2 separate regions of the Mus musculus genome follow, and region 2 is linked to region 1. Evidence: chromatin loops called from intact Hi-C (ENCODE). Cell type or tissue: left cerebral cortex. All regions are shown on one strand. Each heading gives the region's core, and the rest is flanking DNA. Links, peaks and the distances in the headings are about the cores only. Region 1 overlaps Bicc1 (BicC family RNA binding protein 1). Region 2 overlaps Gm40689 (a long non-coding RNA gene).

Region 1 (16,554 bases), core at 5,185-13,184:
GTGTGCTCACCTGTGTGTGCTCACCTGTGTATCTGCATGTGCTCACCTGAGTGTGCTCACCTGAGTGTGCTCACCTGAGTGTGCTCACCTGTGTGTGCTCACCTGTGTGTGCTCACCCGAGTGTGCTCACCTGTGTGTGCTCACCTGTGTGTGCTCACCTGAGTGTGCTCACCTGTGTGTGCTCACCTGTGTGTGCTCACCTGAGTGTGCTCACCTGTGTGTGCTCACCTGTGTGTGCTCACTTGTGTGTGCTCACGCTTGGCCTGGAATGAACGGGGTGCTTGATCCAGTACAAGTACATATACAAAAGAATAATGACAGAAGCTGAATGTGTGTAAGCCTACACTCATTTGTGATGCTGTTTCTTTAAGCACACCAGAAGTCCTGGCTATATGCCAGGTGCTTAATATTGTACAGATAATAATTTGATCTATCCTCAAAAGTAAATCATCACAGAGATGCTAGATAATTTGACCAACATCTCAAAGCTGGTAACTGGGGAGGTGGTTCAAATCCAGGCTGTGGCTCCCGCTTTTTATTTTTCCTTACTACTTAATATTTTATTGAAATATTTCTGATCTTGCCCTCTGGTCTTTTGTTTTTCTGGATTTATCTTTGTTCCTTTTTTCTTAATGTTTAAGAATTGTTTTCCTTGTAATTTTAAAGTAGTTTAGGATTTTTTTTTCCTCTCTAAAAGGGGAGATACTTTCTTGTATTTCAAGGATTAAAGTGAAAGAAGTTAAGCTTCAAAAATAAAAATATTTTGGGGCACAAGTCAAAAACTGATGATTTCAGAAGGCTTTTAAATGTCTGATATTTTTATATCTTGAGTCTTCCTGTTCAGGAATGCCATTAACAGCCTTGAACATCCCAAAAGTTTTACATCTGTCCTCGTAGCATTGGGTTAAACTCCTCAGAATTCAATGTTCAGATGCCAGTTTGACTGCCACCTTTTTATTCCCCACCACTTGGGATTTTACACTTTCTTTAAGGTAACTGAGCCTCTGATTGGGGTTTGTTTATCCGTGCCTTCGTCTGCCAGGGTGGAAGTTCTTACGAGTTCTCCACTTTTCTTTCCATCAGCTGGAATAACGGGTGGCTGTGTAAGATTGGGCAGGTAGCCACGTAAGCGCTCCTGTGTGTAGGACTTCAGACAGCATGTGTTGTCGGCATGTGTGATCTCAGTGGGGGCTTTCCTTATAGTCCTGATTCCTCCTCCTCATAGATCCTCTGCCCAACACGGCATCTTTAGTCATGTGATCACACTTTCATCTGTCTTCAGGTATTTGAACCATTTCATGAATAATGCCTTTAAAAGAAAAGAAAAACCAGGATAATTTATCTACCATTGCAACTGACCGTATTTAAGAAAGGCTCTTCTGTCACAGTATTGCAGTTAAAAATTTGTCACCACCCTCTGAAAAATTTATCATAAAATGAGATTCCGTCTTAATGAAGAAACGGATAGAAATTTGTTAGGCTGAGACAATCCTTTGGAGAAATCTGTAGTTTCCCATGGAGTGGTGTCCGCTTTGTTAATGCTGAAGCACCGTAAGTGTTCGGTGGTGGTAACACATCGGGACATAACCCTGCTTCCGTGCAGAGCAACCGCGTCACATTGAAGATGGATGTCTCGCACACGGAGCACTCCCACGTCATCGGCAAGGGTGGTAACAACATTAAAAAGGTCATGGAAGACACGGGCTGCCACATCCACTTCCCAGACTCCAACAGGAACAACCAGGCAGAGAAGAGTAACCAGGTGATTGGTCCTTTATACCCTTGAGTCTCAGTAGACAAATCCCTTCTGAGAGATGAGGGCAAAAAGCAACCAGAGGAATTATAGATGGCAGATGGTGTAGGTGGAGGAGGCTGGGGGTACTCTGTGGGACCAAGGATGAGCTGTAGACTCTGGTTCTCTGCTTGATCTCTAAATAGTAGAGATCCCAAGGACCATTATGAAGAACTGAGAGAGTCTACCAGGCTTGTCTTGCCCGCAGCTTTATCCGGTTGGTGGGTTCTAGCTACACAGTTGTAGAAGTGGCCCTTGAGGTCACCATCTCAGAGGATGCTTAGATACACTCCCGCTGCTTTGCGTTGGGCATCACTGGCCCCCACACAAGCACTTCCAGTCCTTGAAGAGTGCATACTACTGCTGTGTTATTTAGATATGTTCTGTCTTCTTAGCTGCTCCCATGATGGGGTTCTGTGAGTCCTGAGGGTAAATCAGGGAGTGTTTTTACACTGGCATGTATCTGTGGCCTAGGTTGAAAGCCTTGATTAAAGATACAGGTGTTATTCAGAATTCCCGGTGATCACTGTGACAAGATGGTTCTGTCACCCAGCATAAGACTAATGCTTTAGTTGGTGAGTCATGGTGATGTCCGGGGATCTATGGAGAAAACTGGAGAGGGGGGTACTAAGGCTGTGATTATCTGCCTGCTGGTGTGGAGGATGAAGGTTTATGGCTACAGAGTCTGATACAGTCTCATCACTGCTGATAATATGTATCTCACAGACTGACGCAAAGAGACTTTAAACAAAAGGGAGAAATGCTGTGGATAGACATATTGACAAAGGGGTCAGAATGACTTCCTGGGAGCTACTGGCTGTTGCTAAGTCCAAGGATGAGGTAGATCAATGGCCAGATATCACTGGAAGAGGGTCTCATTAAAATCAAATTCAGGTTCAATGGGTTTGGCTGAGGCTTATTGGTCAGGAGACCCCATGCTCAAGGGTTCAGCAGGAGGGGTGTGGCTCCCAGGAAGGCAGATAGGTGTATGAGTGATAGAGTAATAAGCCTTGCTTTCTTATTTTGCAGGTGTCTATAGCAGGACAGCCAGCAGGAGTAGAATCGGCCCGAGCAAGGATTCGGGTAACTGTGCTAATCTTTGGGAATCGTGTGTGCATGCTCACCATATTTACATAACAAGGGGGCAGAAATAGCATCGTTTGCCATTTGGTTACCAAGTCCATTTCAGGAAGCAGGAGACAGTGGAGCAGAGTGCCTTTGGGAACACTCCTGCTTCTATCATCTGGGCTCTGGTGGAGGCATTTTCCATCAGTATGTAGACCACAACAGTCTAGGTTTGCTTGTAAATGCTTCTCTGTTGGAGACATTGTGGAAACATTGTTATACTTTTGCCTGGCTCAGGCAAAAGGCTCCCTGCTTTAGGAAATGTTACACACTATACTGAAGCTCTAGCCTGAAGGCAGTTCAAGTCTCACAATCCATCCTTAGAAGAAAAGAGATGAGGAACGTGCCTCTCTGCAGACGTCATGCTTCACGGTTGCTCACTGATGCTTTGGCCTCTCCTAGGAGCTGCTTCCTTTGGTGCTGATGTTTGAGTTACCGATTGCCGGGATTCTCCAGCCAGTCCCCGATCCCAACACCCCGTCCATTCAGCACATCTCACAAACCTACAGCGTTTCTGTGTCCTTTAAGCAGAGGTCTCGAATGTATGGTGCTACAGTCACAGTACGAGGCTCTCAGAATAACACTAATGCTGTGAAGGTTGGTGACTTCAGATGACCTCAAAACACGCACCATGAAAGCTTGTATTTATTTATTTATTTATTTATGTATTTATGGGGGGTGCAGGGGGATCCTTACACTGACTTTAAATTCACAGTTCTCTCAGGGCTGGAGAGATGGTTCAGTAGTTAAAAACACTGGCTGCTCTCCCAAAGGACCTGGGTTCAATTCCCAGCACCAACATGGCAGCTCACAACTGTCTGTAATTTGAGTTCCTGGTGATCTGACACGCTCATACATATATACAAATAGACAGAACATCAATGAACATTAAATAAATATTAATTAATTAATTAAAAAATAAAAAATACATATCATGGTTCTCTTTACCTTCCAGATCATAGATAGGCCTATGCCGCCACCATGACCACACCCAGAACAAGTTTTGTATTTATGGATATTAGACTAATTGGTTTCTAGCAATTTCCTTTGTGCTACTTCTGGGCTCAGAGAACATGCTGCTGATGTTTCTAGAGTTGTTGGAGGTACAATAGAAATGTTGCCTGTGTGGGGACAGTTGTATTTGATGGGATTTCAGCTCTCTCTCTTTCTCTCTCTCTCTCTCTCTCTCTCTCTCTCTCTCTCTCTCTCTCTCTCTCTCCCCCACTCTGCTTTCCTCTGTCAGGAAGGAACAGCCATGCTGTTGGAACACCTTGCGGGAAGCTTGGCCTCCGCCATCCCCGTGAGCACACAACTGGACATAGCAGCCCAGCATCACCTCTTCATGATGGGCCGGAACGGGAGCAACGTCAAACACATCATGCAGAGGACAGGGGCGCAGATTCACTTTCCCGACCCCAGCAATCCACAGAAGAAATCCACCGTCTACCTCCAGGGCACCATTGAGTCTGTCTGCCTAGCAAGGCAGTATCTCATGGTAAGGCTGCTAGAGTCTACTTTGTTGTCTTCTTCTTTAGCTTCTTTGAATCCATCCCATTTCCACTCTGATTTTGGGTACCCGCTATTTAAGAAAGCAATTTGGAATACCAGGCAAACAGGGAATAAGGGTTATTGTGTCGCTGTAGGCTATATTCTATTGTGTAGGGAAGCATTTTTATATTTTTCTTAACTTAGCCTAAAGACAGATGAGATTGCAGGTGAATGCATTTTGTGGTGTGGCTAGAAGGTGGCTATGCTTGACAGGGGGTGCTGATATGCAGTTTGAACTGTAAATGGAAAACTAAAAAACACCATTTAAAGGTCGCCTTCAAAGGCTGAGAGGATGGCTCAGTTTCCACACAAGCCTGAAGACCTGAGTCTGGATCCCAAGCACTTCTATAGGAAGGCAAGGGTGGAGATGCGTGTCTGCCATCCCAGGGCTGGAGGGGCAGAGACCAAGAGATTCCTGTAGGTTGCTGGTCAGTCAGGATAGATAATCTGTGAGGTTCGGGTTCATAAAAAGAAACTGTTTAAAAAAAAAAAACTTGGAGAAAAAAATAGTCAAGGAAACTGCCTGCTATTGGCCTTTGGCCGGTCCACGTTTACCCACACATCTATAAAAACTTGAAGCCAGGTGTGGTGGTGCATGCCTTTAATCCCAGCACTTCGGAGGCAGACGCAGGCAGATTTCTGAGTTCGAGGCCAGCCTGGTCTACAAAGTGAGTTCCAGAGCTACACAGAGAAACCCTGTCTCGAAAAAAAACCAAAAAGCAACAACAACAAAAACCCCAAAACTCTTGACTCTTGGTGATCTAAAACATGTGTACAGTTAATGAATTTATTATGTAAATAAAAATAGGATTTCACGCATTAATTTCGAATGCTATGAAAGACAAACATCCGTTGAGTCATCAGAAGCATCCTGATGTAAGGCCCTTCTCTCCTTCACATGCTTTTTTTTTTTTTTTGAAACCCCAGTGTGTGGGGATTGGTGCGAAGAGACAGGTGTATTGCTGGGTCGGTAGAGACTCTTATTAAAAACAGATTAGACTATTTGGTTCCAGGCCCAGTCTTTAGTGACATTTGACCCAGTGGACATTAGGCATGGTCTTCACTATTAACTTGGCAAATTCATTTAAACAAACAAACAAACAAACAAACAAATAAACAAAACAACTGAGAAAACCCAGATTTGTATTGTTGCGTCCATTCCTCTGACAGATCAAGCTTCCAGTCAGGGCAGTGGGACATTTAAAGATTCACTTTTTGTGGATGATTTTTTGTTAGCCACCTTTATTTTACTGTATGGTCAATAATCCTTTAGCGGTGGGGCGTATTTACATACAGAAACTGGCAAATTACTCATTGTAGTGTCTTCCTTTCCAAGGTGTTTAGGTGTTATTTTTAAGCTTAAAATGCTTGAAAAACTTCACAGACTCACATTCCTACTTTAACCGCACCTGCCAAAACTATAGTTTTTTTGAAAGGTACTATTACGCAATAATGAAAGAAGGGAGAAAGAAATTCAAAGGTTTTAACAACCTTTCTTTTTTATTATCGGTCCATGAAGAAGAGTCACTTTTATTCACGGGTGAAAAGGGCAGTTTTTCATTTTGATCACAGTGTACCCAGCATTGTCCAATACATGTGAAGAAAGAAAGAAAGAAAAAAAAAATCCAGTGACCAGGCTGGAGAGATGGTTCAGTGGTTAAGAGCACTGACTGCTCTTCCAAAGGTCCTGAATTCAATTCTCAGCAACCACATGGTGGCTCACAACCACCTGTAGTGGGATCCGATGCCCTCTTCTGGTGTGTCTGAAGACAGCTACAGTATAATCAGATATATAAGGTCAATAAATAAATCTTTAAAAATATCCAGTGACCAAGGACTTGAGCTGAACAGCATTCTATACCAGAGGAAGAGAAGCCAAGTGATTGTAGGCAGTGAAGGGCAAAGCAGAGATGAGAGCCAAAGATAGCCACTGTAGTGACACCCCCCACCCCCCGAAAGGGTTGAGGGTTGGAACAGTGGTTCACTGCACATGTCTGAGTGGAAGGACTTACAACTTCAGCCAACTTGGAAGGAGAGCTCTGAGGGATTACAGACTCCACCTATAGGACATTGAGATTTGGGCCTGGCCTGGTGGAAGAAACAGATCCAGGGTGTGCAAATCTGTGGTAGGATGGGCCAGGCTGGGCCAAAGCAGAAGTTAGTAAACAGCAGTTGGGTTCTCCATTAGGATACAGTGGTTTGGCTCCCAGGAAGTCACCGAGCAAGGACACATGACCCTGACCCTCAGAGTGGTGAAGACTCTCTCAGTACAATTGCTAACGGAACTGAAGTCAGACAGTGAAGGGTTTTTCTCTAGTAAAGAGTAGACTTAAAAAAAGAAAAGTCACACCAAACCCACAAGCTTAACAGATGCAGTTCCAGTCCCCCAGATAGTCTCCTGCCCCTCCCCTTGGTCACACACCCTCCTTGCTGTGAAGAGGTAAATGGTATTTAAGTTAAATACTTGATCGTGTGTTATTTGGAGATGCTCAGGCATCAGGTGCTGAGATGACTAACCCCTGACACTCCTACTGTCTTGTCTAGGGGTGTCTTCCTCTGGTGTTGATGTTTGATATGAAGGAAGACATTGAAGTGGACCCACAGGTCATCGCACAGCTGATGGAACAGCTGGACGTCTTTATCAGTATTAAACCAAAGCCCAAACAGCCGAGCAAGGTTGGTCTAGAGTCTGCACCCGATGAAGCATCTGGAATAGCCTTCCCTACCCACTCTGGTTGTTCATTTACATGGGAATAATTTCTGATACATATATTTGGCTATAAGAGTTACATTTGTAACAGTGCCCCCTCCGTTATCTGCCTCCATTTTCTTCATGGTTTTTGATTTTCATGTTAGTTTTTAGTAACATTGTTTTTCTATAAATACAGGAGAAAGAAAAGTCTATTTTTTACCACATCTGACTTGGTAATTTTGACAAGAGATCAACCAACCCAATCAATACACAGGCTAACGAAGCAAACAGACTGTTAAAAACAACCAAACCATGATGTTCAAATGGCTAGCGAACATAAAACTGTTCAGCCTCACTAGCCATCAAAGGAGAGCAAATGTAAACTCCATGAAGATCCCATGTCACCCCAGTCAGGGTGGCAGTCGGCCAGGTGCTCGTGAGGGGGTGGAGCAAAGGAAGTGCTCCCACACTGATGGTGGTAACCTAAACCAGCCAAGCTGTTAACGGAAATCAATACTGAACTCTGTCAGAAAGCCAAAGCAGACCTACTGTGTGAACAAGACACACCACTTCTGAGTATTTATTGGAAGGACTCTTAATTTGCAATCTGCTGACTACAGGCTGGTTGCTAGGGAGTAGCTAAGGAGACTCATATGTTAAGTGTATGCATGTGTGCGCATGTTCAAATCAATTTGCAGAACGTCCTGTGCTGGCTTAGCGGAGCTGCTGCTTTTTCTGTTCTCTCCTTTTCTTTAATAAAGCCCATGAGTAATGAAAGCTCTCAGCCGCCTTAGCGCCTTCTCTGTCCAATGCTATCTGGTAATTTACATGGACAGTAAATGCGCAGTGGGAGAAGTCTGATCTGAAGTGCCCTGAGAAAGCAAGAAAGGAAGACTGTTCATGCATTAATATTGTGAAGCCTGCTGCAGCTCCTTTAAAGCCTGGGACCCTGGGACCTCACCAGTGGTTGTCACTGGCAGCCATTGTGCTGCCGCTGTGCGTGCTGAGCAGAGGTGAAATGAATTGAAGGCTCTCAGAGTGGAAAAACATGTTAGGTAGCAGTACTTACACTCTTATATTTTCCAAATCACGAAGCATTGGCTGGCAGGGAGACCTGGGGCGGTGTGGGGTGTGGGGGTGCATCCCAAGTTCACCACTAGGAGAGAAAGCATGGCTACGAAATAATCCAGGGGGTTAACAAAAGTCACATGCAAAATTGTCTGTGTTCCAGGTATTAAGTATGACAATGTTATATTAATCCTCATTTTTTTCTGAATGTTTAAAACTTAAAAGATTTATAGACTGTAATTAAATTTTGAAGTTTGTGGAATGTTTTGAAGAACAGCTGAGTTTTCCCTAACTTTTTTTTATTTTTATTAAATGCTGGTTTTTAATTGCTTTATAAAGTCTAGTGAACGGACTTAGCAATGTAGAGAGCCACTGCTTTAGTGCAGGGGAATGTATCATAGAGTAAAAAATAAACCAGTAATCATCCGACTTGGTTTGGGCAGCTGTAACAGTGCCACAGAGCAGGCAGCCATGGATAAGGGAGTCTGTAGTCATGGACGCCAGCCAGCACAAGATTCAGCCTGGACCAGCTTTGGTGTCAGGGTAGGACCTGGGTCCACATTCACAGGTGCTACTCCACTCTCTCATAGAGAAAGGTGCTTGCGTGCTCTCTTTCTCTCTCTCTCTCCCTCCCTCCCTCCTTCCCCCACATCTCTTCCCTAATTCTATTCAGTTTTTTGTGTGTACACATGTAAGTGCATGTGTGTATGTGTGTGTGCACATGTAAGTGTATGTGTGTGCATGTGTGTTGATGTGTGTATATATGTATGTATGTATATGTGCAAGTACAGGTATATATGGAGATGTGCGTGTGTGTGTGTGTGTGTGTGTGTGTGTGCGTGTGTATCCATGTGTCCACACTCACGTGTGTAAGCCACAGAAGGATGTGCAGTTAGATTCTCGAGTAGGAAGTCCTGAATTACTAAGGTAGATAAATCTGCCATACTTTACTAAAATTTCTAAACCAGAGATGCCATCTTGTGTATAGAATGCTTTATGTGTATCTGTCTTGCATATGATTTCTACATGAGTAAATGTGATATTTTCTGTTCACCTGGAGGAAACAACCACACTTATTATTATTTTATTTTTTAGAGAAAACTTTAAAGCGCCCCAAGACTGGGGGAGCAAGGTTGAGTGAGTTCAGAGATTGAGACCAGGCCATGGGATTTAGACATCATAAAGCCCTGTTTGACTAACTTAATCACAAATACCATCAGTTCAGATTCCGAGAAGGGCTTGGCCAAACAAAGACAGAAATAAAAAGAATTCCAAGAGCTCAGGAGAAAAACGAACCTATGTTAGGCTGAAAGAAATTGTGTTTTGATGGCTGGATTCTAAGTACTACTACTACTACTACACACACACACACACACACACACATACACACATACATATACACACATACATACACATATGTGTTTATATATGTATACATATGTATATATACACATGTATGTTTATATATATACATATATATGCTTAGACATTTAGTATATAAAAGATATATAAATTATATAATTCTATATGTATATGACATATACATATAGGAAGTAAGGAAAATTTATATATATACACAATTATTATTATTTATAAAATATATCATTATATATAACATAATATAACACACACACATATATTTCATAAGATTTGCCACAGATGTGGTCTCACTGGGGGTTGGTGGTGCCTAGAGGTACGTCAGCTAACCATTAGACCGTGTATGTTAAAAAAAAAAAGAAGCCAACTGTAACTGTGCAATCTATACGTGATGGTGGGTTTGATTTGGCTTCTGCAGGTAATGAGGTGGTGAGGAGGAATGCTTCAGTATGAAGCCCAGAGGCTGTGTAGTGGGGCAGCTGGACTTTGACACCAAGAATTTGCTAAATTTCTAAGCATGCCTGGATAGGAATCCATACCTTAAAAGGTTAGGTAGGGATCGGGACCTGCATGCTGGCTGCCCACAGCATCATGCTCTCAATGGTTTGCAGACACATAGACACACACACACATACACACACACACATAGTAGGTGGGGACTCACGTTTTACGGGAGTGTCAGGAGCAGAGGCTGATAGGGGGTGGTATCCAGCCTCCTGTGGCCACTCATTTACATTTTCATTACCCTTCTGTCATTGTATGCCTACCTCAGTGTCATCTTTTTTCCCCCCATTATGTGTTTTCATAGTCTGTGATTGTGAAAAGTGTTGAGCGAAATGCCTTAAATATGTATGAAGCAAGGAAGTGTCTCCTCGGACTTGAAAGCAGTGGGGTTTCCATAGCAACCAGTCTATCCCCAGCATCGTGCCCTGCCGGCCTGGCCTGTCCCAGCCTGGATATCTTAGCTTCGGCAGGCCTCGGACTCACTGGACTAGGTATAAAGTTTATTATTACCACTGGGGAACGGCTTATCGGGTTCCCTGCCCTTTTCTACCATTGTGCTGTGTCTAAATTCTATTTTCTCCTCTGAGCCCCAAAGCCCGGTGACGGTGACAAGCAACCGGGTCGGGACCTGATTCATCTGGCCTGAGTTTTTTCTTTTGTTAGCCTCCGTGGTTTTGGGTTGCCCAGATTCCTCCGATGCCAGTGTAAATAATCGCAGCCTGCCTGCTCTTGTTCTCCGTGGCGCGTGTTTGTTCTGCTAAATTAAGAATGCCATCGAGATGGAGGGGAGCCGCTGACGGTGATGGATGCGCTCTGTGTTGTCTTGCTTTGGCTGTACTGCCCTCCCTCCCTAGAGATAAAGATCCAGTTTGTTCCAAAAAGTAATTGCAAATCTGGAGGGCAGCTAGAGAAGGGGGAGGGGAGAGTCCCTGAACCCACTCCCCCACCTCCCATTCCCCTACCCTACAGCTAGGCCTGATAAACCCAAGGCCAAGCCAAGCTTATACCACTCATGGAAAGTGCAGTGAGTCCTTGCTGATCCTGAAATAGTGCCCTCATCTAGAAGACCTTTCTTGTAAGCTGGCCAAGAGCTCTGTTAGCATTAGACCAGGCTTACCATTTTCCTTCTCGTTTCCCAGATGCCTTCATGTATAAGGAGAGCACAGTAGGTCACATACATAGTAGGATGGGCTGTGTTAGAGCTCACTGGTAGGATGCACGCATGAAGACCTAGGTCCGATCCCCAACACTGAAAGACGTCATGTGTGTAAAACCTGTTTGGGCTCCAAACTGTCACACTCAGACACTACTATGGTGATGCAGGTTCTTCCTCAACCAAAGCTGTCTCTTCCACACAGGCCTGAACAGCCATAGCAACACAGCAATACTGTGGACTGGGACGTCCTGGTGGACTTACAACAGTTCTCAGCCTGTGGGTCGCAGCCCCTTTGGGGGTTGCACAACCCTTTTGCAGGGGCTGCCTATCATATATCCTGTATGGCAGTTACACCAAGATTTGAAACAGTAGCAAAATTATAGTTATGAAGTGGCAGCAAAATAATTTTATGGTTGGGGGGGCTCACCACAACAGCAACTGTATTAAAGGATGGTGGCATTAGGAACGGTGAGAACTGCTGACTTAGAAGGGGCCCGTTTTATTGTGTTCTAGTTGAGAAAGTGGTTGGAGAAGCCGAGTTCCCTGAGTGGAGGAGAGGTTTCCTTGGCCACCCAGCTCCTATAACACTGACCCATGTGCACTTCAGAAAACACACAGAAATGAACATCATCTTTTAGACCCCAAATTCCCAAAGGAGAATCTCCCTGGTTACAGCAGGCGCTAGGTTTCTTGAGAGCAGAGAGAATCCAGCACAATCCCTGGGCAAGTTTTAGTCATTGGGTTGGAGCCCACAGGAGTCAGTGTGTGCTCAGACCCGCACGCAACCATCTGGTCCAGCATCCTGTGTACGAAGTATCAGCCAGCCAGTCTACCACAGGAAAGGCGCTCCTAGGCGCTGCCGCTCGTGAACGCTTGGGAAGGGCTCTGTTGGGAAGCTGATACCAAGTGAGTCAGGGGAGAATTAAAAAACAAAAAACAAAACAAACAAACAAAAAAACAAAAAACAAGCTTCTGCTTGAGCTGAGGTTCGTCCATCCTAGGTTGTCAGCGGGCTTGTGTCTAGGAGTTCTAAGTATGGCTGGCTGCTTGTGCTAGATTGGGCACACCGGTCTCCCCAATCTTATGGCATCTATTGTCTATTTGAGGACGAGCAAATTCCATGGTTGGAGATGTGGAAAAGGCAAGATTTCACGGGAATATCTGAAATAACATCAAAAGAAAAAAAAAGCGAAACAACAAAACCAAACCTGTCACTCGAATGTGACAGATTAGAAAGCACCAGGTTCTATCGATGCTTGTTCCACAAGACAGTATGAGTGGCGTCCCTGTTTTTGAATCTTGAACGTAGGTGTATTTGACTTGGCTTTTATTCTTTACAGGTTTATTGGGGCCCACCACATTGTCGCTCAATACGTCAGCCACCCCAAACTCACTCCTGAATGCTCTCAACACTTCGGTCAGTCCTTTGCAAAGTTCAAGTTCTGGTACTCCCAGTCCTACACTGTGGGCACCCCCAATCGCTAACACTGCAAGCGCCACAGGTTAGTGCCCCTTAAAGCATCAAGAAGTGGGAATTCATAGATACTGCCCTTTTTCTTTCTTTCAATAGAATTTACAAGGGATCCCATTTCTTCAAGTGAAAAAAATAATCACTGTTCTAAGACTGCATCCTCTAGCCCTAAGGAAATTTACACTCCCCTGCTGTGTAAATTAGTTTAAATGAAGCTCTGCCAAGCCAAGAGCTTTTCAAGCCTCCAGAGCTTCATCCGCACAGGTGATAAACAGATTAGGAGAGGCAGCAGGATGCTCAGGGAACAAAGGCCAAGGCACCTGAAGGTTACAAGGGAACCCTGGGAACCCAGCTTCTTGGAGGAGCGAGTTCATAGTCACAGGACCAGGCCCGGTCTCTATGCTCTCCCCAACCTATTAGACACGGTTATCTCATTTTAACATTGTTTCATGTAAAGAAAACATGTTCTATATTTGTGTCTGTTGAGGTCAAAGGGCAGCTTGCAGCCACTGAGTTCTTTCCAGTACATGGATCCTGGGTATCAAACTCAGAGCATCATACATGGAAGCAGGAGCCCTTACCCAGCCTGAAAGCTATCTCCTAAGCCTCTCTATGGTTTCTATATTAATGTTCAATCTGTTTACAGAGATGTCAAATTATTCTGAACTCACAGCGCGGGGGTGGGGTGGGGGGACGGGGACGGGGACGGGGGACGGGACGGAGTTTCTTATTGTGTTATTAAACGTAACAGTTGTTTTTAGGCTGTTTCCTCCTAACACCTGTCTTCCTGGATCATTTCAGGTTTCTCTACGATACCACACCTTATGCTTCCCTCTACTGCCCAGGCCACATTAACCAATATTTTGCTGTCTGGAGTGCCCACATACGGGCACACGGCTCCATCTCCCCCACCTGGCTTGACTCCTGTTGATGTTCACATCAACAGCATGCAGACAGAAGGCAAAAACATCTCTGCGTCTATAAATGGACATGTGCAGGTAACACCCTCTTGTGAGATTCAGGGGGTGGAGGGTGGGGGAGGGGGGTGTTCTGTGCTTTTGGCAAATGAGAAGCTACTCGAAACCCGTTTTCTCCGTTGTATTTTTATTTTATTTATGATTTCAGCCTGCAAACATGAAATACGGTCCGCTGTCCACTTCATCGCTTGGGGAAAAAGTGCTGAGTTCGAATCATGGTGACCCATCCATGCAGACAGCTGGGCCCGAACAGGCTTCTCCTAAATCAAACTCGGTGGAAGGTAAGGAACTTAACTGGAACTTCCCTCCTCAGACTGGCTTGTGGCTTGGGTGAAGCCCCGCCCCCCAGCTCCCGGAGACTGCAGACTGGCTTGTGGCTTGGGTGAAGCCCCGCCCCCCAGCTCCCGGAGACTGCAGACTGGCTTTTAGCTTGGGTGAAGCCCCGCCCCCCAGCTCCCGGAGACTGCAGACTGGCTTTTAGCTTGGGTGAAGCCCCGCCCCCCCGCTCCCGGAGACTGCAGACTGGCTTGTGGCTTGGGTGAAGCCCCGCCCCCCAGCTCCCGGAGATCGCAGGGATTCTGAGTTGGTTTCTACTCATCCCTGCTGACTCTGCCTCCCTCAACCATGAAGAGTCAAGGTCTTGTATGAAATTCCAAAGAACATGGTGAACGATGAACTGAAGGGCACTTTCCACAGATACACCAATGTTCCATTATTGTGTCACACCAGCTCAATGACTGTTTGCGAGGAAGTTCAGCCCCTAACAATCTTGAGGAAATTTGAGTGGGGCTAAGGGTATGGTTCCCTGGAATGGCATGTGCCTAGCATGTGCCTAGCATGTGTAGGGCCCTGGGCTTAGTCCCTAGCACTGGGGAGGAAAGAAAGGACTACATTTGGGGTTGAGGATATAGCTTGTGGTAGACATATTTGTCTAGTGTGCCCAAAGCCCTGTGTAAACCTCTGTACTGGGAGAGGGAAAGGGGAAAACAAGGAGAGGGAATGGAAGCCAAGAAAACAAGGGTCCCAATAATGTTCCTTTGTAAATATATATCCGTCCCCCCTAGTGCCAACAGTATTCAAGGAATAGATGGGCCCCACTAATGTGTGTATGTGTATATACACACATTCACACATATACACACACATATATGTATGTATATATGCATATATGTATACACACACACACACACACACACACACACACCTCTCTTACTCCAAATAATCGTCAGGAAACACCAGGTCTTCCCTAGAGGTTGAGTTCTGGAGACAGCCTGAGCTTGCTGCTGTGTGCCTTTTTTGCGGCTGAGAACATTGTGAGGCCTTTGTAGAATTGCGTCTTGATGAGACAGATTTTTTTGGTTTTCTCTATGGCATTCTAAGGTGATATTTACATTTTGCTCCTCTCTCCCCCAACGTCCTCCCGCCCCTCGCAACCCTGACCCAGGCTGCAATGATGCCTTTGTTGAAGTGGGCATGCCTCGAAGTCCCTCCCATTCTGGAAACGCTGGCGACTTGAAGCAGATGCTGGGTGCCTCCAAGGTCTCCTGTGCCAAGCGGCAGACGGTTGAGCTACTGCAGGGCACGAAGAACTCGCACCTCCAGTATGTATGCTTATCCTGCTGGCGGGGAATGATGGAGGGGGAGTTTGCTTTGAGCTCCTTGGCTAAGACCCTAACTCAAGTCAGGCTGGAGAGTATCATAGGCTTTGCAATTCCCCCTCAACGTTACCTTTCAGACACTCAAGGAATAACCTGTTTTCACCCTTGCCCATTTTTATAAGTGTCCCCCGACTTCATTGTTAGCCTGTGTCCTTTAAAAAAATCTTTTTTGCTCTAAAGCTTACACATTCTCTCTGCAATTCAGCAATGGGTAGGGGTTACTTTTAGCCTCTGGCTTTTGCATTAGATGTTTTTTCCAGGCACAAATCTACCTTACCTGGTATTGAGGTGGATTCTTAAACTTCAGTTTCGTTCTCTCCAGTGCAGGCAGCTGCAGACTTGTAAACTTTTGGATCCACCCTTGAGTTTTATTAGCTAGAACTCTGGGCATATTCAGTTTCCACTGTGCTATCCTGAGATTGCCTTTATTTGTTTGTTTGTTTGTTTGTTTGTTTATTATTCTTATCCTCTTACAGAGTAAAGGGTTTCCTACCTGCCGACTACTCCATTTCCTCTTCTGTCTTCTTAGCTCCTCGCCGTCTCTAAGGATGGTCTTTATGCAAACATTGGAATGTATATATTTACTTCCTCCATCTCTTATTAAACCCCAGACTCATCCCACCCAACTTTTTGTCCACTGAGTCCCCCACAAGGCCATTCTTCAGTGCATGTTCCTGAAGTGATCTGCTTCCTGCTGCCTCTTGAATCCCTTAAAGCCTATGCCCGCCATTTTGGTTTCTCTGCCTTCTGAATCTTTTTCTTTTTTCTCACCTGGATGGAGCCCTGGCCTCCTGCTCTGTCTCCTTGCCCTTTCATCAGTGTGGCCTGCCCTTTCTTTAGCTCTAATGATTCTCTTAGCTGGACCAGCCCTGCCTCACTGTGACTTAAACAGCCCCAGTGATTTGATCCTGGACCCCTTCCTTTGCATTCTGCTCCCTGGGTTGCTGCTCTCCCGGCCTTTGACCCTAGGAAATTTGAAAGGCTCCCTCATTTCCAGGTCACATGTCCTCTGTCAACATCTGTCAGGCAAAACTTATTGCTCATGTCTCGTCTTCTGACATAGGAACAGAGGAGGTGATTGGTTATAATTGAACAAGTCAGCAAACCAGCCCCCCCACTTTTTTTTAACTTGAGGTGCATCTCGATACATCCCAAGCTTGCTATTTTTCCTCTTAACCAGTGTCAC
Region 2 (16,554 bases), core at 3,443-11,442, 110 kb after region 1:
GTGTATGTATGTATGTGTATGTATATATGTGTATGTATATATGTATGTGTGTGCATGTATGTATATGCATGCATGTATGCATATGTGTGTATATTTGTGTATATATGTGTATGTGTATATGTATGTGTGTTCATGCATGCATGTGCATGTATGTGTGTGCATGTATATATGTATGTGTACATATATGTATGTATATATGTATGTATGTATGTGTGTATGTGTGGGTATACGTATGTGTGTGTATGTGAGAGAGAGTGTGTATGTGTGTGTAGGTGTGTGTGTGAGGGGGGGCGTCTATGTCCATATGTATGTGTGCACATGCACATACCTATCCTGTCTCTCTACCACTTTCTGCTTTATTCTTCTGAACAGGGTCTCTCACTGAACCTGGAGCAGGGCTGGTGATTGAGGCTCTCCTGTCTTCACCTCCCACAGCACCAGGATTAAAGGTGCATTATGACCAAGTTTAGCTTTTCACCCAGGGGCCAGGATCTAAACTTAGAGCCTCACACTTGTGCAGTAAGCACTCTTATCCATCGAGGCATCTTTCCAGAACCCTTGACATTTTACTAGGCTGCTTAGCTATAGTAAAGACCATTTTGGCTTGGGAAATAAGAAGACTACACACATATGATACTGTATTTATAAACGTCTGTTTTCTAACACTTTAATACCAGAATAACTTTCTATGGATTTTACACGTTCCCTGGATCCAGTTTTTACTAAACATTTATGGTGTGTTTCTATAATTACTAAAGCAATATATTTTCCTTGTAAAATGTGGTCTCTGAATGGCAGGGGATAAGTCACTTACCATTCTACCAGAGATACCAAATAGCAATATTTTGTGTGTTGCATGTACACACATTACAAGGAAATTGAGCTACACTGTAATAACGCTATTTCACTTGAGGACATTTATATACCAAAGCCATCGCTATATTCTATTCCACGAACATGGCCTAACATTACTCCTGCCCGTCTGGAAGCAGCTTCTTGGCTGGAACTCTTCTTGTAAGCAGCACTACAGTGGGCAGTTTTGTTTGTACGTCTTGCCTCATGCTTCCTTGGGGTTAGAGCCTGCCTGCTGGATTTCTGGATCGACAGGAACATACATTTTAAGGGGTTGGATGGTCCCTGATGAAATTCAAATCCTGCCAATAGGAGAGTTCGTTATTATGATGCAGCCCAAACCCAAGATGTTTAACATGCCTTCTGTAGCTCTTTTGAGAGGTGGAAGGAGACTTTTGCTGCTTCAATTTTCTTAAACATTGACAAAACTGACATTTTTTCATATTATATGGGTTAAAACTAACTAAAATGCAAAGATCACCTTAAATACAAACCAGGTCTGAAATTAAATAAAATTTCATTTTATTTAATGGAAATAAATAAGACAATGACGGCAGTCCTTAGGATTGCAAATTGGCTGAAATGAGATGTTTTACTGCTGTGCCTCTGATAATGATGAGTGAGATTTACCTAGTACCTTCTTATACGCTGCATTTTTCTGTATTTGTGGCATGTCATCTTTATTACCACAGTGAGCAATAGATACGATTTTACTGTCATTGTCAATAAGATAGGGAACAAAGAAGAAATGCCTTTACTCCAGTTTCCATGACTACTGAAATGCTGTTTTCATTTATAAAAGAAAGAGAATGGTTTGGTTCTTAGTTCTAGAAGTTTAAGGTCATAGCATGGGCATTTGCCAGACACTGGTGCAAGAGCTCACAGTGACAATATCGGCAAGATAACAGGTGTGCACAGGGGAAGGAGGACCAGGGAGTGAGATGAGAAACCAGGAGGAAGACTGGGGTCCCTCAGAACAACTTTCATCCCTTCTTAGGCTACTGCACTGGATCTATCTGTTGAAGGTTCGGTTCCTAGTAGAGCTACATTGGGCATCAATATTCTAACATATAAAGCTGGGAGTGGGAAATCACATTCAAACCATAGCATTACTATCATACACAGACACACACATGCATGCACACATGCACATACATACACATATACCACACATACACACACACACAGACACACACAGACATACAGACACACCACATGCACATACACACAGACACACACATACTCACATGCACATAGACACACGCAGATACACACAGACACACACATGCATGTATACAAACATACTACACACACACCACACACTACTTATTCACACACAGACAGACACACAGACACACCAGATACTCACACATACACACAGACACTTATATACTCACATGCACATAGACATACACAGATACACACAGACACACACATGAATGCATACACACTCACACACACTCATATACACAAACACCATCTTTGGATAAGATTGATAGTTTTTCTCTATACTGAATGAATTGTTAATAAATAAAATCAGTGTAATGGACTTCTATAAAAACATTTTCAGGGTGTTTTAAATTATTTAACCTTAACTTCCAATTTTGGTTTAAGTATATATACACATGTACAACATTGGTGGTTTGCATTTGGGACTGAACAACGAATGGAGCAGGAATTTGGATCCAAATTTCCACAAATTTAGGTCATTTAGGCTACATGTCGGATGCTTTGCTTTGTAACGTCTCTGGAAAACACAGTCCTTGGGTTTGAACTGGTTCCCTTCTGCCTCCCATTTGAGCCACCCTTTCTTTGTACAGGAAGTACAAAGACTGTACAGGAAGTACAGGACTTTTCAAGCTGCTGTGAAGATTCTATACATTGTACTCAAGGCTTAGGCTTGGATATGGATATGTAAAGCAAGTTTATGTTGAAAATTTTTATATGCAGAAGCCAAGGTAGGTGCGATATATCAGTAGTGAAAAAGCCGATCCCATGAATAACAGAAAAGTCAGGGTGAAAAATTGCCTTGATACTGGATAATGACAATGATGGTTAAAAAGCATGAAAATCAGCATTTTGATTGAGAAGTCTGATTGGTCAACAAATGCCAGAAAATTCTAATTATTTTCCCTAAGTTGGTAGAAATTAGGAGACTTAAGTTCCAACAGCCAAAGACTTTATGAAAGACAGGACCATTAATTAAAGTTCAGGTCATTCAGGCTTCAGTGGGTACATGAAGTGCTTCCCACATGTACGGACACCAAGCTTTTCTGTATTCCTGCTGCCTTTTGCCTGACCTTTCTGGGGTTACAATGCACATGAATATATGGCAACTCATCCCTCTGTGCCCGTGATGTTACCACTGCCTAGCTAGGCATCTATTCAGCTGGGCACTTGAAGCTGCATGGGAGGGCCAAGTGTCTTTGCTTACATAAGGGGAGATGAGTCTTTATGTCGGAAATAAACTTTATAAAATAAAAAAAAAAGAGGATCCATACAGTCAAGAACCCCTTGACACAGACAGGTGTCCTTGCGTTCTTTCTTTTCCTACTAATGTCTTCAGTGTTTACAAAAAAAAAAAAATGCTTAGTGATAAGAAAACAATAAAGTAACTGGTACAATTCAATCATCATAGATACTTTGAAATGGTAACCCTATAGATACTGAGAGGACTGAGACAGGCAAGACTCCATGACAGGCTTCAAACTGGCAGTTCTGGAGACCGTCCTGATCTGTTTCCCAGAACTGGGCAAGTCAGAAACTGGAAAAACTCCAGGCCGAAGGCAGCCAATCAGAAACTGCCCTGCTACCTGGCCTGAGGCAAGAGCAGTGAGTCAGCAACAGTTTCCAGGCTTCTCCAGCAATAGTCTCTAGCTCCCCGAGCCCTAACCCCAAGTTATGCTCCTAGAACGTCCCCAGAGTCCTAGTCAACCCCAAAGACCCGCATACCCTAGAGACTGAATCAACCAATTAAGATAATGGTCACCTACCCCTCTCTTGAGTTCCCCTAATGTGCTTTAAATTGGGCCTTTGAGCTCACCTGGACATCTCCATCTTGGTAAATGGTAGACCCCAGCATGCTGGACTTCTGCGGAATAAAACACTCTTTGTTTTTGCATAATATTTGAGTGTGTGTGTGTGTGTGTGTGTGTGTGTGTGTGTGTGTGTTGGGCGGGGGAAATTATTCTTCAGCAAATCATGGACCCTTACAATACCATCAGAAATATCCTAAAACAGCAAATGCACTGATACCATCAGATATTTTCCTATTAATTCTTTGGCCCCAAGGCAGATAAGATACAAAGACCATGACCTTATAATTTTCATTTCCTACCAGTGCACAGCACATTGGAATCCAAGATAGGAGCTCTATATAAGTGCCCTCCCACACACATCAATCACTTCTGAATTCTTTCTCCAGGAAATGAGTCACACAGTGGGAATTTGCAGTCATTTCAAGCTCTTGTTTCAGAGGTTAGAAAATCTCCTGTTCTGTGCCAGTATTAAGAGTAGTTTGCCTCTTTTGTTTTTGAATTGTTGGCCACAGAGATGACGTTAGACTAATCCCTATCATCTTACCACAAGGGAATCGGCAACAGGAACCAAGTCAGTAAAGTGAGCAGCTCTACTCTCTGCAGGACACTGGCCTGAATGCTTTACTTGGTTTTTAAAGTTCTTCTCCAGTGCAATCAGTGTCCACAATTGCAAGAAGTCTGGGGAGACAAGGTTAGCCAGCGTGAGCTCCCTCAGATATCCTAGTCCTTGTATTGAGAAGGCTGGGCTGACTCCAGGATGGGCTTCAAATTCAGGAGACTTGGCCTAAATCTGTTTCTAAGAACTGAGCAAGTCCAGGCCTCAGAAGCTGCCCCACCACCTGACCTGAAGCAAGGACAATGGGTCAGCAGCAGTTTCCAGACTTCCCCATCAACAGTTTCCAAACCCCCAGGCCACAGCAATGATTCTGGAATGTCCATAAAAATAGAGCCCAGATTAAGATAAAGGTCACTTACCCCTCTACAAAATTCCTGTAATGTGCTTGAAAATCCGGCCTGCCAGCTCACTTCAGGGTCTCTCCATCTTCGTATATGGTAGATCCCAGAATTCTGAACCTCTACAAAATAAACTCTGCTATTGTTGAGTCCAGAATATCATTAGTCAGCAAATCATGGAGCCTTACAATTGTATGCATGTCAGGGTCCAGCAGTAGTTCTGCCTAGTCAGCTTCCTCCTCCTCAGGGTGTCCAGACCTTGCTGTACACTCCAGGCTGGAGAGATGACGTGGAGTCTGGAACAAGTGGGATTCTACAGGATCCAGTTCTGGCTGGGAGTGTATGTGGGTGGGGATAGGGCTCCTCCAAGGATCATAGCCTTACAACTCATTTTAGACCAAGGCCTCTGCTGTTGGTCAATGAAACAGTTCTAGTACAAGATCTTAGCTTGGGCACATCCACAAGCCCACACACGCCAGGGTATTTGTAGACCTTGGAGAGTGGGAAGGAGCTTTCCGAGTAAATGAAAATCATGGACTAGAGTTTAAAGTGCTAAGTATACCTCATTTGCGTGGAGAGGCATTGTAGGAATCCTTGATGCTTGCTGGGCGGGTCTTATCACAGAAACAGAAAGTTGAACTTGTAGTTCTGCCAATGGCCACTTGACCTTCCCTGGATAGAGGGTGTGGGAGATCAGATTCCTAGGACAAGGTTAGAGAACCGGAAGCCCTGCTGGTAAAAGGAGTCCTCTGTCTTGCACGGAGCTCAGAGGCGCTATCCAGTCATGGTAGACAGTGATCTTAATTTGCAGTTCCCCTCAACTCCTTACCCTGACTGTGGACAGATATCACAGGAATCAATTCTGAGTTCTGAAAGCATGGCTGGGACATCCGGAAAGCATGGCTGATCCCAGAGATCAGTAATTAGACGATACCCATGACTGAATGCAGCCCTGGGATAGTGATCAGCAGAGGTCCTGAGTTCAATTCTCAGCAACCACATGGTGGCTCTCAACCATCTGTAATGGGATCTGATGTCCTCTTCTAGTGTGTCTGAAGACAGCGACTGTGTACAAATAAAACAAATAATTCCTAAAAAAAAAATCTAATCCTATGTGGATATGTGACCAGTGCTGTAGGGATTGCATTCATGTTAATGCACTATGATCTTAGGGAAGTGCTATTATTATTCTCCTCAGGTTAGGAAGCAAATGCTTTGGGGTTGAGTAACATGCCAATCTAACCAAAGAGTAGAGGAACTGGGATTTGAACCTGGGAAGTCTGTCTCCACTCTGTCATGTCTCGTTTTGTCCTGTGACTCTAATTCACAAGCCGAGCAGAGCTGCCCTCTGCACCAAGAGCTCTATATCTATGGGTTCAACAAATTATAGATCAGAAAGTATTTGGGAAAATGCCTTCAGGCTTACAAATAGTACAGACAAGTTTTTCATGTTATCGTTCCCTAATCAATGAAGCATGGAGGATTACACAATATGTATTTTGTATCAGTGATTATGAGTTAACCAGAAACTGTCTAGAGTACCCAGGTGTGTGGGATGTGTGGGATGTGTGTGTGTGTGTGTGTACCTCAGGTTGTATGCTCTGTTACAACAGAGCCTTGCCTATTTGCAAATCTGGGCATCCCAGGGGTTCCTACAAACCATTCCCATGGTACGATTCCACTTTCCCTTCTTAAAAATAGACTTTTACTTATTTTATTTAAGTGTTTTCCCTGCATACCCACTTGTGCCTGATACCTAGAGAGTCCAGAGGAGAATGTTGGATTCCTTGCAGCTGGAGTGAGCTGCCATATGGGCACTGGGAACCAAACCTGAGTCCTCCACAAGAGCAGCTAGTGCTCTTAACCACTGAGCCATCTCTCCAGGACCATGGTGTACCCTTTTTGTGGATTGTCACCCAGGACCAACCCATCCATGTTCTTCAAGTGTTTTTATGAGACCGGGGGGGGGGGGGGGGGGAAGGGAGGGCTGTGATTTGATGATTCTAGAAAGAAAAGAGGGAGGCATGGCCATCTTGAAGACACTTGCCCCTGAATGGGGACTTCTGAAGGGCTAGCTTAGTGAAGACTGAGGAGGCCTTAAAAGCCAGCCTGAAGTTGGGAGAGAACCCTGAACCTATCTCTGGTTGGGCTGAAGTGACACAGCCAGACCCATCAACATTCCCCTATATAGCAGACACAGCAAGGGTCTGGAATGCCAATCAGGTGATTTAGCGGGCAATGATACTAGACTCCTTTCCTTTCTTTGCCCAAAAATACAAAATGAAATTATTTTGTCATTTGCTTGCTTTGTTTTTTTTTTTTTTTCCCCTCTCCCTCCTGTCCTCTTGCCAGCAGGGCTTTCTTTCTTTCTATTTCTTCCCTGCTGTTATCAAGATGAATAAAGCTACATATTCCAAGGCCTTCTGTTGACCTTTGGGACTTAAAAGTCTCCCCTGACAGAAAGAAAGTATCTCTGAAATGAATGTGGATCCACGAGAGTACTTCTGGCATGTGGAGGGAACAAATGATGGAGCTCTTTCCAATTCACAGCACCCAGCGGGCAGAAAAGCAGCAATTTGAGATTTCGAAGTGGCTGAGAGTCTTACAAGATAAATGCTGAGGGTTGGCACTCAGAGGTACCAGGTAAGTATAAATTCTGCAGGTCCCGGGGGTCCTGGCTCCCCAGGGCTTCAAAACGAAGGGCAGGCACTGCTTTATTACCATCAGGCTGCAATGGTCTCTCTCTAAAGCAGATGGGAGATTTTTCTCCTTTTGTCTTGGCAAAGAGACCTGTTTTTCACACACATTCATGAGTTCTAGAGAAATGAGTGTTTCTATTTAAATGAAGTAATGACATTTCCCATAGCAAAGACCAATGGCTTGGTAGGAAGGCAGTACCTGTGTGACAAACCACATAGGCAATTTGCCCTTCTTTTTAAAAATAACTGCCTTTTATTATATATGCATTTTATTTATTTGTGTGTTTGTATGTGTGTGTGTGTGTGTGCGTGCATTTGTTTATGTGGGTGAGCATGTGACATGTCCTAATATGGAAGTCAGAAGACAACTTGTAAGAGTCAGGTCTCAGTCCTTCCCAGGTGTGACAGCAGGGGGCTGTACTCACTGAGCTATATCATTAGCCCCCAAGTTTTCCTTCCTGGGATAATCAGGAGTGGCAGCATTAGACTTGAATCAGCACAGAAGACTCCTGATTCATTTCTCTTCATCTGTAAGTGGTGAATTACTCACTGCTTATAAATCAAAGTGAAATCCTCACTAAGGCGTATGAATCTGCAGTTCTCGTCTGACCCCTGCCTAGTCTTCCTCTCCCTTTCTCTACTGCAACAACACACTCTCTCTCCTTTATTTCTACCTAGCGTAGCTCGCTCTGGGGCTATGGGCTCTCCATTTTTGTTTGCCTGGAATTACCCCCTTGGCTTGCAACATTCAGCCATCAAACAGACTCCCTAGACTGCTTACCTTAAAAAGCACCATTTATCTTCCTTACTTCCCTTAGATTATTTTTCCTCTAAGGCCACCATTTACATCTGATGTTGTATTGGTTTCCATGGTAGCCAGTCTCTTTCCACTGTAGCGTAAACTATATGAGAACATGTCCCCTCTCCACCGCTCACCACTCGATCCCTTGCCCCGACTACACTAGTCTCCTGTGCATAAAAGCATGCAGTGGTTACTGATTAGATGGCTCCTGTTTTCTCCATCTTAAATGTAAAATAGAAAGAGGCCCACTTGTGCTATTTGCAAATATTATAAATAATCTATTAAAGAAAATCTCCCAAACTCCCTAGCATTGTATGTAGCATAAACTGTGGTGGGTTGCCAACTGTCACTGTGTTGATACTTGTTTTAACACAGCATATTACTATTTATGATCACTTGGAAGGACAGATCAGAAACCTTGATACAGGGACTCTTAGGTATCAGGGACTCATCTTCTGACCTCTCAAAATACTGTATTTGTGCACCTTCTCTGGGGCTTCTCTGAGGAATTAACACCCATCCGGTCACAGAGGCAGCTACCCAGATAGCCCATCTCCATTATTATAGGTCTTGTTTTTGTTTTTGTTTGTTTTTATTTCCCAATAATACAACTCCATTGACTTCCCTCTTCCAGTGGGGCTCAATAGTATAGCATGTGTTCTGAATTCTTGAGGTCTAAGGCTCAATACTTATTGTTGGGGCCGGCCTACGGCTCTCATGTCCAGGTTCAAGCCTGGGAGGCAGCCTGGAGCTGAAAGAAAAGGAATCTAGGCAGAAGAGAGAGAGAAATGGAGCCAAGACAGTATTCTGATCAAGACTCAAATTTTTAATGGCAGACATGCTTTATAAAGGAGAGGGGAGGCCCGTTACCGCCAAATCATCCTTGGAGCCCAGCTGCAGGTGACCACATGTAGGCTCCAGAATAGCTAGGCAGACTCCCAGCAGGTAGCAGCAGCAGCAGAGGCTGAACAATAGAGTGATCCAGGGAGGCAGGTTCCACCCTAAGTAATCTCCTTAGTGGCATCAAAGTCAAGGTCTGCCTCAGCCTGCTTCAGGCTTGCTGGAGGCTACATATCCTCCCTGTTATTAATATTTTAAAAAAAGGCTGAACTGAGGCATAAAATTTATTTATGCTCCATAGTTTTGCCTGATTTCTTTGGGCCTAGTGAAGAAACCTGTCTCAGTGGGATTCCCTAGCTTTTCTCATGGTAAACCCTTATTTGGTTAAGACTGTCTTAACTGTCTTAGTAAACACTCTACAGACCAGCCCTGAGCTGCAGGCTCTGTCTTTTTTAATGCTTAATTAGTTACTGAATAGGTAACTTCCTTATTGAATTCCTACTGAATTCCAAGTTGTCGGCTTCAAGGTCTTTCTAGGATGTTGGAACACTGGCTAAGGCTTAGCTATATAAGAATTCAAGCTTAAAAGCTACTTATAATAAGATAATACTAAAAGAGAGCACGTGGATCCATACACCAGACTAACTCGGGGATAGGGTAAGAATGTACAGGTTATGAGAACACCAAAGTTCCAGGAGGTGAGTTTCTGTGAAACTCTTTGCCTCGTGAGTGCTCTCAGGCCTCTCAGCCTGCCAAGCAAACTTCACTGGAGTGTGCATAGCATTCCCCCATTCTTATATTTCTGCTGAAGTTCCAGAATGTCCTGCCTCACCATAGCTATAGATCTCAGAAGTGCTTTGAAGATGAATGGAAACACAACGATCTACTAATAAAATAGTGCCAATAATAATAGCAAGTAGGATAATATATTGAACTCAATCCAGGGGATTCAATGCACTTAGGTTATCTTTTAAATCTCTGGCCAATTCATCAATATTCCAAGTGTCCAAGTGACTATTGCTAATATCTGAAATTTCTGCCTTTTTAGCCTTAATATATGCTATGTCCTGCCCTATTGTTAAGATTACTACTTCTAAGACATTAACCTTTACCTCCAATTCTTTACATGACTCTGTGGTGTATTATTAATAAACCACGGCCTCTTGGCATGTACCTCTGTCTAGATTAATATGATTCCAAGATCTGGATGCCCGTCTAGACTGTCCGACCCTCATAGCAAACCTTAATCCCAAATCAGACCAAAAACCACAATATGTACTAAAATGCTTCATGAATGAAGTTTAGTAACTGCCACCTGCACACTGTTGGAGGTGGGGATGCACACCTGCTGCAGTCATGCTGAAGGGCGCTGACTAACTTGCTTGAAAAACAAAGTCAAGACAGTGAAAGGCACAGTACAAAAGCTTCTTTTGGGGAAGTCCAGGTACTCCATTCAATTGCAAATTAGCAAAGATCAGGCTTAGACATAGAGCTCCTAGTGTGGGGGAGGTGACCTTGAGAATCCCAGAAAGGCTGCAATCTTTCTGGGAGAAGAGGCTGTGTTCTAATTTAACTTTGTTAAGTAATTAAGAATATTTTGTTATCTTCCCTGGGATACTCTAATACTGGAATTATTACTAGACCAGTCCAAAATTGAGTTAGAATAACTGGTCACTTGAGGGAAAAAGAAGAATCACTAATATTTCTAAGTCAGATTACACAGTCTCTGATGTTCTTTTTACCATAAGGTTAAAAGCTTGAAGCAAGGAAGCTTCATTTGTCCAAACTGGAAAAATAGCAAGCAAGGATGGGTTGAAAACATGTACCCAAATCAGCTTTCTAGTCACTAAAGTTAGGGCACTGAGTGAACTCACCTGTTTTGTCACACGAATTAGCCATCATGTTTCTGCAGCGTTCTGTGGAGAACCTATGCTTTTCCCTTTCCTAATAAGGTAGCTGTTCAGGATCAAGCCATATGCCAATAAGTAGATCCTTTTAAGATACTATAAGGCATTTATTAAATTCTTTGACATCCAAATTTCAAAATTCTAAAATAAAAGTATGATTTAAATAATGTGCACAGGAATGCACTAAATAATATGCATGGGGATATAATTTCCCCCTTCTTTGTCTTTTAAGAAGCTAAAGTTTTAAAGTTCCACAGTACCTTATCCTTGAGAATTAATAATTTGTTGACAAAACATCTCAAATACTTGACTGTTATAGTCATTATTAATGTAACATGGGCAGTGACTAATTGCACTTTCAATTGTTTCTCTTAAAGAGCAGTTGTAACTAGAAAGCTTGAAAAGTTATTAATAGTCACATGTGTATAATCTATTCAGAAATAAGAGCATTCATTTGCAGCAATTTATCAAGTATAAGTCCTTAAGAATTAACACTATTATGTGGAAACAAGTAGTAACTGAGGACACTAAGAGCAAAGAATTTAACATGCACAATTTCCAAGAATACTAAAATATTATCTTAAAGCATAACTATTTTGAATATATAAAGAACGAGATTATATATCTAATCTATCTTATATTTAGGACCTATATTTAGGACCTATAGACTGCCTGAGATATAAATCCAGCATGGCATTGCTTTAAGATATCCAGGCAATCTAGAACAATTTAATAAAACCAGCCTTCTTAAAAGGACAGCATTTTTTTCTTATGAGTTGTATATGCATAACTAATTGCAAATTTGAGAATTAATAGCATCTGAGGGATGAACAATCTTAAGCAATTGTGAGCTCTGAGATATAATATTGACTATTAATATACAAATTAAGGTTTGATTGTTCAGCATTTTAAAACATCATCCACAGCACACAACTTAATTATCTGTGCTGAAGCAGGGGGAAGCTCAAAAGAATAAGTGTGTGATCCAATTCACATCTACTTATTTCCCATAGAGGGGTTGTTTTTAAACACAATAATTGGGATGCATGCATGCATGAATTTATAGAAGATACAGAAGCATGCATAAAAACAATTTTTAACTTATCTTTGGGATATTGATTGTCAATTTTAGTTAAAATAATGGTATGCAATAGATCAAATATTAATATTCTGTAATAACCAAATTAATTGCTGTTTGGAACAAGGAACAGACACTTAATCAGGTTTTTAAGACACAATTCTTGTTATAGTTATCCCAAACTATATGAATTTATCTTATAATTCTTTGTTAGCACCACAGTGGCTTAATAAGATGTTGAAACTGTGCCTTGAGGTGAATGCCACCTTGGCCTTGCCCTTGAGAGGCATTAGCTAATAAAATACTTTCCACTTAGGAAACAATATACACTGAAATATTCAAACTCTTAGCTCCTTGATTACAGCTCACTAGAAGCAAAACTTTTTACAATTATCAGAATGTAAAGGAAAAAACAAACCTTTAAATCTATAATAACTTTATATGAAGTAGGCAAGTCAAATCGCAATGTCCTGATAAATTCTACAGCCTGATTGACCTTTTATAAACTTTGAATTTAAACTTCATTTGGAACAACATCTGTAAAGGTGCTCTTACAGCTAAAAGGAATTCTCTCCTGAAGGTAGGGATGAGGGAGGTTCTCAGAACTTACCTAGTCACAGTTTGCGAAACAAAGGAGATTTTGCGCCAACTTCCCTGAGGCTGCTCTGAACTTGCATTAACTTGAACATAAGAAAAAATTTTCTAACTCAAGCATTTTGGCCCTCCTGTAATGAGGACAGATTTTAGAACTTTTAAGTTTCTTTGCAATATTAGACTATAACTACAACCTTGGGAAAGCAAAACCCAATTTCAAAACGATTTATCACCTTAAGAATCAACAGTAAAACTTCACTACCACATTGTGAGATTTGGCTGCCAATTTATACCTATGAATGCATGACAGTGCTTTAATGCTTCATTAAGAGACCTTGCTTTAAATCTTATCTTAATCTTACTTTCTAGGATAAGAATCACATTAAATATTATCTCAGCTAGAAGTATCTTAGGAGGCCAAGTTTTTTTTGTTGTTGTTGTTGTTTTGTTTATTTTTTGTTTTGTTTATTTTTTTGTTTTGCCTGCTTATGCCACGTGTTTGAAAAGACTCTTGCCAATTTAAGGCTAACCTTCTGTTACCAATGTAACAATTATTTAATCCTAACCAATAACTTATGAGCTGATTGTGAAGGCATGCAGAGCACATTACCAGAAAAAAAAAATGAAGCAGCTACACTTAGACCAATCAGAGAATATTAATTTCTTCTAGTTATAATTATAAAATAAAAAAGCACTTTGTCATTAGCTAAACACAATAATCACGAATGCAGAGAATTTTCTTAGGGAAAAAAAAAAAAAAACATCTATCAGCTATTTCGCCCCAAAACCATGAGGCTGTAACCCTTTTTTAAAAAAAAAAACAGTTTTTCCAGCAGGGGCCCTCCTGCTGTGCCTGATTCTGGCTAAAGCATGTGGCCACTCTCCTTTGCTTATACCAGCAATCTTTTGTTTTTCAACACAAAACACAGAACATTCAGTCATTCAGACGACTAGACATGAACATACATGAATTGAACATGTGGACAAGACCTTAGACAAAAACACAAAGAGAACTCCTGCCGTAAGGGCTAGAGAGAGAAAGGCAGGGCATCTCCTAAAATTTCTCTCTGCTTCTGAGATATTTTCCTCCCGCCTGATGCAGTTTCCGACTACGGCCAATCCGCCTGATTATTAAATCCAAACCCTTTTCTCTCTCTTACCTAAGAAGCAGCTTCTGGAACCTGCGGCCAACTGCCTTTTACGTTCCTAGATCCTGATACCTCACTGCTGAACCTAAGTGAACCCAGTGCGAGGGTTTAACGCTGTTCCAGCTTAGCTCATACTGCACCTAGCAACCTTTTTGCCCGTTGCTTCTCATGTTCTGGTACGAATTTTCTATCTGTGGAGCTCCCTACCAGCAGTGTTTCTTCCATCGTCCTCTGCTATTCCCAGGTCCCGAGTTGGTTTGCCAAATTGTTGGGGCCGGCCTGCGGCTCTCATGTCCAGGTTCAAGCCTGGGAGGCAGCCTGGAGCTGAAAGAAAAGGAATCTAGGCAGAAGAGAGAGAGAAATGGAGCTAAGACAGTATTCTGATCAAAACTCAAATTTTTAATAGCAGACACGATTTATAAAGGAGAGGGGAGGTCCATTCCCGCCAAATCATCCTTGGAGCCCAGCTGCAGGTGACCACGTGTAGGCTCCAGAATAGCTAGGCGGACTCCCAGCAGGTAGCAGCAGCGACAGAGGCTGAACAATAGAGTGATCCTGGGAGGCAGACTCCACCCTAAGTAATCTCCTTAGTGGCAACAAAGTCAAGGTCTGGCTCAGCCTGCTTCAGGCTTGCTGGAGGCTACAACTTACCATGTTAAAAAGATCAAAAATTAAAGGAATGGACTAAATAAATAAAATACAAGTCACATACACATACACGGTGTGGTGGTTGGAATGAAAAGGCTTCTCCCAACCCCCATAGGCTCATATATGTGAGAGCTTGGTCCCTAGTTAGTGGAATTGCTTGAGAAAGATTAGGAGGTAGAACTTTGGTAGAAAAGGAATGTCACTGGGGGTAGTGGTTGAGGTTTAAAAAGCCCATGTGAGGCTCAGTTTTATTCTCTCTGCCTCTGACTTGAAGATCAGCTTGTAAGCTCTCAGCTACTGCTGCAGCGCCATGCCTGCCTGCTTGCTGCCATGCTCCCTGCCATGATGGTCATGGTCTCACCCTCTGAAGGTGTGAGCAAGCCCCCCATGAAGTGCTTTCTCTTATGAGTCACCTTGGTCAAGGTGTCTCTTCACAGTGATAGAAAAGTAATAAGACTTGGATTTTTTTTTTTAAATACATAGTGGGCATTGGAAGAGAAATGCAGTTTAAAAAAAAAAGAAAGAAAGGAAGGAAGGAAGGAAGAAACGAAGGAAGAAAGAAGCAATAGATTCTGTAATGAAAGAACAAGTGGAATCTTTGAGAAGAAAAATTCCAATAAACTCAGCAAATACTGGTTTGTATCATTGTCTATTAGACCAGGCAAAAGAATGTAAAAATTTAAAGTTGACGAATTATTAAATCTATGGGCTAGTGAGATGGCTTAGAGGTTAAGAGCACTGACTGCTCTTCCAGAGGTCATGAGTTCAAATCCCATCAACCACATTGGGCCTCAACAACCATCCATAATGAGAAACAAAAACCCTATGGGCCAGAACGAATGGGGCCAGAGGAAGCAAACTGATAAAAGAATGTAATAAAATATTGAACTAATGACAGCCTGTAAAAAAATGAATTATTAAATCTAGATTTCAATAAAAGCAAATAATTAGAACAGTAATATTCACAGCATTCATGAACTCTGGGACAGGATTAAGGGACCAAATCCGTGAGTCTATGGTAGAAATGAAGGAATACAGAGTAAAGGCATGAAAGCTAATTCAACAAATTTTAGCAGAAAATTCTCCCTATCTAAAGAAGGAAAAGATCAACCATGAACAGGGGGAGTTTGGAACTCTATGTGGATGTGAGCAGGCAAGAATGTTTCCTCAGTTCTGCAGTCAAGATGCCTGTGGTATGGGACGAAGAAAGAACCGTGAAAGCTGTAAGAGAAGAATTCCAAGTTGGTCCCATAATAGCAGCAGCCTTAATAGAGGCACTAAAGAACAGGAATGTGTGATTGATACATTTGAAACCCTGGAGAAAAAAAAACAAAAAACTACCAATCAAGGTTACTATATCCAGCAAGGTTATCCTTTAAAATCAAAGGATAAATGGAGACCTTGCATGCTATCATAAATTAAAGGAACTTATGGTTCAGAACCAGCACTGCAAATGATACTTAAAGGTATACTATCCCCAGAAGAAGAAAGATAATACATGAATACCAGAGCTCAGGAAAGAACAGCTCTCACTAGAAAATTAGGCAAATAAGAATGAAGAAAGTCAACTGTTACTAACTCAGTAAACCAGGAACCTGTAAGATAGAGAAGGGAGAAATTGGTATATAATATTCAATAATAATTCCAAATGAAAAAAGGCTTGGCATGCCACCTAAAAGACATAGATTAATTGGATGGACTATGAAATGACACTCAATTTTTGCTGTCTGCAAGAAACTCACACCCCTGCCTGGAAAAAACACAAACAGGCTAAAATGAAAGACATAAAAGAGATAAGTCCAAATCTACTCTAAAGCCAAGAATAACCCACAGACCAGACTTCAGGCAAATATTAGCCATAAGGGATAAGGAAAGCCATTACACTTAATAACTTAGAATTAGTCTCTTGTATCATACTAAGAAAAATCCATCAAGAATATAAAAATGATTGTGAATTTACATTTATTGAATGTAAATGCATCCAGTTTCATAGA

What was found. Peaks named below come from ENCODE experiments on the same cell type or tissue, not always from the same donor. Only the 100,000 strongest peaks of a DNase experiment are listed, where the experiment ranks them.
Region 2: it touches region 1 in a loop (2.3-fold over the local background); 3 of 42 quality-filtered maps call a loop at or near these places.

The regions. Positions count from the first base shown.
Region 1 is chr10:70,943,982-70,960,535 of GRCm38, reverse strand. It overlaps Bicc1 (BicC family RNA binding protein 1), which reads left to right. Exons shown (of 21, transcript NM_031397.3): 5 at 1,604-1,762; 6 at 2,822-2,875; 7 at 3,320-3,514; 8 at 4,161-4,412; 9 at 7,010-7,141; 10 at 10,411-10,597; 11 at 12,603-12,764; 12 at 13,535-13,731; 13 at 13,859-13,991; 14 at 15,155-15,311. Among named protein-coding and RNA genes, the nearest start is that of Gm24486, 70 kb to the right of the region's middle. In left cerebral cortex, for the core only: a CTCF peak has its summit at 8,320; DNase peaks (open chromatin) are centred at 7,856, 10,497, 10,801 and 12,058; H3K4me3 peaks cover 398 bases; H3K27ac peaks cover 1,079 bases.
Region 2 is chr10:70,835,432-70,851,985 of GRCm38, reverse strand. Gm40689 (a long non-coding RNA gene) reads right to left here. Exons shown (of 3, transcript XR_871817.1): 3 at 9,044-9,112. Among named protein-coding and RNA genes, the nearest start is that of Gm40689, 13 kb to the right of the region's middle. In left cerebral cortex, for the core only: no CTCF peak of the experiment used is centred there; DNase peaks (open chromatin) are centred at 5,315, 7,449, 7,595, 7,957 and 1 more place.